Linked DNA regions of Homo sapiens: region 2 is linked to region 1. Evidence: chromatin contacts called from ENCODE Hi-C data. All regions are on one chromosome and are shown on one strand. Each heading gives the region's core, a stretch centred on a gene start or an enhancer-like site at or near the end of the contact. The rest is flanking DNA. Distances are from core to core; before and after follow the strand shown.

Region 1 (3,369 bases), core at 489-2,988:
CCATGCATAAAATATTGATCATGTTCTCAATACATTATTTTTAAACATTTTTTATTGATGCATAATAGATGTACATAATTTTGGGGTACGTGTGATAATTTAATACATTCATGTAATTTGTAAAGATCAAATTCGTGTACTTGGGATATTCATCACTTCAAATATTTGTCTTCTCTTCATGCTAAAAACATTCGACTTATTCTATTCTAGCTAGTTTGAAATGTACAGTAAACTATAGTCACCCTCCTGACCTATCAATCAATAAATTCTTAAATGCAGATTTGCTCATTCAGAAAGCATGTGTGTTTGAAGACTTTAAAATTGCATACTGCCAAAGCGCCACGGTGGAAACAAGCTTCTTAGTGGTCCAGGTAGTTGATTAAGAAATTATCTAAGACTTCAGAGGGAAATAAAATAACATGAAAATATAAAACCAAGAAATCTAGATTTCCATTGTCCTCTGGCATCTTTTCTGAGATGGAAATTGAGTCTGGATAACACAGATATAAAAATGTTCCACTTAGCCATTTTTCTTCCTCTTTTGGGGAAGAGAGAGGCAATGTTAATTTCAGCTGCTTATACTAATTGAACCAAGCCGGGTTGGACCAATTATCCAGTGTGATACTCTCTACTGTAAATCACAACATCACTACCTGTTTTACTACCCTGTGGACATAACCTCAGGATACTTAAGGCTCATCTCACACGGGGGTAGCAGAAGTCTAGCCCAGGGCCTTAGCATGGTACATCATCATTAATCCATAGTTATTAACTGATGTGGAGATGTTACATTTGTAAGATTAAATAAAGCATTGTCTGTTGTTCACATAGGGGGAGGGGGGAAAGAAATCTATCTAAGAAAGCAACGCACACTTGCTTCCCATATAAAGCTAGTGTACATTTTCTCTTTTCTCCCTCAGCAACTCCTCTGCTTGAGGGGTAAGTGAATTTGTCAACTTGAGTTCCAATGGCAAGTAAAATGTGGGTAGAGAATTAAGCAATAAAATGTTCTTCTCTTGTTTCCCTTTTGGCAGCAGGCTTTGCTTTGGGGATAGTCCTAAGGACACATGAGTTGGCACACTCTTAAGTATAGTTCCCTTATGTGTGATTTTTTTTCTTTTCTTTTTTTTTTTTTTGAGGTGGAGTCTCGCTCTGTTGCCCAGGCTGGAGTGCAGTGGTGCGATCTCGGCTCACTGCAATCTCCATCTCCCAGGTTCAAGCGATTCTCATGCCTCAGCTTCCTGAGTAGCTGAGATTATAGGCGTGCACCACCATGCTTGGCTAATTTTTGTATTTTTAGTGGAGATGGAGTTTCACCATGTTGGCCAGGCTGGTCTTGAACTCCTGGTCTCAAGTGATCCTCCTGCCTCAGCCTCCCAAACTGCTGAAATTATAGGTGTGAGCCACCACGCCCGGCCAATATGTGTGATTTAAAATGGAAAAATACTGCTGCAGGCAGAGTGAGTGAAGAGTGATTCCCAGGGTAAGCCACACTGGGCAAAAGGGATTTGTGGAAGATTCTTCTGTTCCATGATTAGTTCCTAACAAGCACAACCTTCCAGACTGGTGACAGCATTTCACATTTACTAAAGGAAAAATACCCAATGTTACGGAAAACAAACAAACAAAAACAAAAAACAAACAAAAACCACACCAGAAAACCTGCCTTTAAATACAAAAAACTAATAATCCACAGCCTAGAACACATTCGTCATCTATTTAACAAACACTTCCCCAAAGCGAGAAAACAGTTTTGAATGCTGCCAGAATTAGGTTGCAGACTTTCTAAGAATTGTTTGGCCCGTGCAAAGAAAGAAAGAAAAAGTCACATGCTATTCACTGACTGTTTAAACACTTCTCTGTTTCTGTTCCTCACCCAGTTGTGATTTTCACTCTCCTGTCTACTTTCTATCTCAAAACTCTGTTTATTTCACTCAGAGCTCTTTCTAAACTCTGGAAGTGTTTGCTTGTTAATTCTCTTTCTTTTTTAAATTGTTGGTCTCTCCACTAGAAGGAAAGCTCCCATGAAGTACACTGTTCTACCTGCTGGGGAATCTAAAATCATTCCTGGCACAAAGGAAATACTCATATTTGTTGCATGAATAAATGAAAGTATCCACTTACTTTTTTTTTTTTTTTTTCGAGACAGAGTCTCGCTCTGTCATTCTCCTGCCTCAGCCTCCCGAGTGGCTGGGACTACAGGCGCCCGCCACCACGCCTGGCTAATTTTTTGTATTTTTAGTAGAGACGGGGTTTCATTGTGTTAGCCAGGATGGTCTCGATCTCCTGACCTCGTGATCCACTTGCCTCGGCCTCCCAAAGTGCTGGGATTACAGGCGTGAGCCACCGCGCCCAGCCTCCCACCCCTTTTATATATTGCTTAACACTGGCTGCCTGATTGACTCTCAGGCTGGAATGACAGATGGTCATCTAAGTAGCTTCAAATTCTGATAAGTGCTATGAAGGATGAAGGAAGTAAAGTGGTCCATGATGGGTGTATTTACTTGATTCTCAACTGTACCCAAGAAAAATACCAATGCAAGTGTTATGACGAAGGACAACCTACATGGCTGCGCTGCTGGGAATCATTTGGTGAACTGGAGAGTGGGTGCCCCATCTTAAGGGACAGTCACAACTCACATTCTGTCTGGAAATATAGGGCAAAACTACCCATTATGGGGAAGTCTGAAATATAGAATTGTATTGACATATTATTGCTTTAAAATATCATCAACTTTGTTAATTCAAAAATATAATTAATTAATTAAAATATTATTTAAAACACTATGTAGGCCAAGTAAGATGCATCTCTGGCTAGAGGCCTTCTACAGATGGCTAGTTTTCAACTTCTGGTTTATGTTTTTTATTTTATTTTACTTCTTCAAACCCACAGCCAACATCATACAACTTCTGGTCTAAATGCCTAGCTCAACGTTCTCTAGAAGAACCATTCCTTGGAAAATTGAGCTACCTTGTTAGAGGCCCAACAGCTACATGGATGATTAAGTTTGAGAAACACTTGGTTAAACAAAGTGAAACAGGCGTGCTTGCTGCAGGACTTCTCAGAGCCTTTAGTAGGTGGATGTCCATTGTGAATCTTCAGTAGAGACTATAAAGCAAATAGATTTTCTGAAACTATTCCATAGCAGAGCCCTATTTCTAGGCCCATCTTATTGGACTAACGTTCCACAGACCAACTTGGAAAGTACTATCACGCTGGTTAACATTAGGTGTCAACTTGATTGGATTGAAGGATGCCTAGATGGCTGGTAAAGTATTGTTTCTGGGTGTGTCTATGAGGGTGTTGCCAGAGGAGATTAACATTTGAGTCAGCGGACTGGGAGAAGAAGACCCACCCTCAATGTGGGT
Region 2 (3,058 bases), core at 404-2,903, 120 kb before region 1:
ATTGGAACTATAGCTTGCCTGACTTTAACGACTTCCGTCCTGACAGCAAATGACTAAATAGCAAACCTCTACCCTGTCTCCAAGTCAAGCTTCCTCTGAGCAGAGATTTTAGATGAGGAATAGAGATGATGTCTGTCCAATGCTTAGTGCAAAAGAGAACCCAAGACATGGAAGTTTAGTTAGGTAGCTTAAAAACAATATTATTGGCCTGGCGCAGTGGCTCATGCCTGTAATCCCAGCACTTTGGCAGGCTGAGGTGGGCAGATCACCTAAGGTCAGTAGTTCAAGACCAGCCTGGCCAACATGGTGAAATCTCATCTCTACTAAAAATACAAAAATTAGCTGGGTATGGTGGTGGGTACCTGTAATCCCAGCTACTTGGGAGGCTGAGGCAGGAGAATCACTTGAACCCAGGAGGCAGAGGTTGCAGTGAGCTGTGATTGTGCCACTGCACTCCAGCCTGGGTGACAGGGCAAGACTCTGTCTCAAAAAAATAAAAAATAAAAATAATATTGTTGCCTCTATCTCCCCTTTCCCTTTCCCCTTCTCTTTCCCTCCCCTCCCCTCCCCTCCCCTCCCCTCCCTTCCCCTCCCTTCTCCTCCCCCTCCCTTCCCCTCCCTTCTCCTCCCCCTCCCTTCCCCTCCCCTCTCCCTTCCCCTCCCCTCCCCTCCTCTCCCTGGCATCTTTTAAAGTGGGTGACAATGGGGTAAGGGTTTAGATCTAGGCTCTAAGTTTAGGCTACCCAGGTTCAACTTCTAATATTGTCACATTAGCTGCTTCCACTTGGGTCCACCTCACCCCTGTAAGCCTCAAGTTCCTCCTCATTTGTAAAAATCGTAGTGTGATACTATCTGCCTTGCCAAGTGCTGGGTGGATTAGAAACAATCATGCATGCATAGCACACGGTAAACGATCACTATTAAGCCACTCCCACATGTCCATTATTGAAGCAGGTGGTGTGAACAAGAGAGGCATGTATGGTCTTTGTTCACAAGCATCTCTCCCTCTCTCCCTCAGCCTTTCTTTCTCTGTCTTTTACACACACACACACACACACACACACACACACACACACACCAGTTAATGACATCAAGGGGGAAGTTAGGAAAGATGAAAAATTGGAGACCAAGACGGTCATAACATGGTTCTAATTTGTGGTTAAGAAATTCATGAAGGAATAGGTCAATGTGTACCCAGAGAAAGGAAAGATTCACTTATGAAGAACGTGGGAGTGAATCACAAGACTGTCACTGTCTGCAACCCTTGAAGGGGCCCCTTGACCATCTTGCTGGGCGATTTGAATCACCAGATGTGGTCTACCACAGTGTCTCTCATGCCGCTGCTCACATATGAACTTCATGATTTTTGCCATATCTCTTGCTGCCTTGTTTAGTGTTGACTTAAGATTTTTCTTTCATTATTTGGATATTGACTACACTGACATAAAAAGGAAACTTTATGTCACTATGGTAAATGGGAGGCTGATTTTCTTGCCACAGATAGAAACTGTGAAAAAAATACATACCGTTTTTTTTTTTAAAGAATGCTTTTTTTAAACTTTTTTTTTAGGTTCAGGGGTACACGTGCGGGTTTGTTATATAGGTAAATTGTGTGTCATGGGGTTTTGGTGTACAGATTATTTTGCCACCCAGGTAATAAGTATAGTACGAATAGGTAGTTTTTCCATCCTCTCCCCACCCCACCCTCCACCCTTAAGTATATATGTGTTCATGAAAATACACAACTATTAAAAGTAATACAGCCAGGTGCAGTGGCTCATGCCCGTAACCCCAGCACTTTGGGAGGCCGAGGCGAGCGGATCACCTGAAGTCAGGAGTTTGAGATCAGCCTGGCCAACATGGTGAAACCTCGTCTCTACTAAAAATACCAAAATTAGCCGGGCGTGGTGGCGTGCGTCTGTAATCCCAGCTACTCGGGAGGCTGAAGCAGAAGAATTGCTTGAACCCACGAGGCAGAGGTTGCAGTGAGCCAAGATCGCATCACTGCACTCCAGCCTGGGCAACAGAGCGAGACTCCACCACAAAAAAAAAAAAAAGAAAAAAAAGTAATACATAATGTTGCCGATAGCTCTCTGAATACCCTTCTGTATCCCACCAGTGTTTGGTATAACATACTTCAGGGTGCACCACTCTTGCAGAAAAAGCTGAAAATTCTGTATCTTTAGTTATTTGATTTTTTTTTTGTTTTAGAAATGGGGTCTGGCTCTGTCACCCAGGCTGGAGTGCAATGGTGCCATCATGGCGCACTGCTGCCTGAATGTCCTGCACTCAAGCTATCTTCCTGCCTCAATCTCCCTAGTAGCTGGGACTACAAGGCGTGAGCCAACACGCTGGCTGGATTTCTGCATCTTTAGGTTCTTAATCCTTAACCTTTTTGCTTCTCAGTTTCTCATCATTAGAATGGGGCTGTTTCACTGTGCACAGTGTCTCACACCTGTAATCTCAGCACTTTGGGAAGCCAAGGCGGGAGAATCTCTTGAGGCCAGGAGTTTGAGATCAGCCTGGGCAACAAATCAAGATCTCCATCTCTACAAAAAATTTAGCCAGGCATGGTGGTGTGTGCCTGTAGTCTTAGCTATTGAGGAGGCTGAGGCAGGAAGATCACTTGAGCCCAGGAAGTTGAGACTGCAGTGAGCTGTGACCACACCACTGCACTCCAGCCTCGGCAACAGAGCAAGACCCTGTCTCAAAAAAAAAAAAAAAAAAAAGAGTGAGGATGTTTATAAAAAGAGTCATTATTATTGAGAAATGACTGAGCTGAGCATTTTGCACCCATTCGTTAATATAGCCTTCATAAAGTTTCCATAATGATGTGGTATTATTGAGGTGGTATCTATGAGGCCACCGAGGCACAAAGAGGTAGTTTTGTTCTGTCACACAGCTTGTCACTGCAAGGAGTGCGAACCCAAGACCATCTGAACATGAAGCCTTGACATCCTGCAGTCCTGCCTCTCTGTGCTAGCCACTTCATGGGGGCTGAGAGCAGCCGAATTAACTAACGATGAAGAAGATGCACTGGGGATAAAGAGGAGAGGCT

What was found. Hi-C counts contacts between places; a loop is a spot of excess contacts on that map. Pooled maps may share reads with other maps.
Region 2: a loop to region 1 is called in a map with no recorded cell type, with 10 times the contacts of the local background. The contact joins two enhancer-like sites. A Hi-C loop is called at or near these places in 3 of 37 single-sample maps with no recorded cell type and 4 of 50 pooled maps.

Annotation. Positions count from the first base shown.
Region 1 is chr20:54,016,278-54,019,646 of GRCh38, forward strand. All of the region lies in intron 4 of BCAS1 (brain enriched myelin associated protein 1), which reads right to left. Among named protein-coding and RNA genes, the nearest start is that of MIR4756, 51 kb to the right of the region's middle. Within about 2 kb of position 1,739, at least 3 of the 41 ENCODE cell types and tissues checked have a DNase peak (open chromatin) inside an H3K27ac peak, as active enhancers do.
Region 2 is chr20:53,892,183-53,895,240 of GRCh38, forward strand. No RefSeq gene overlaps it. Among named protein-coding and RNA genes, the nearest start is that of BCAS1-AS1, 22 kb to the right of the region's middle. Within about 2 kb of position 1,654, at least 7 of the 41 ENCODE cell types and tissues checked have a DNase peak (open chromatin) inside an H3K27ac peak, as active enhancers do.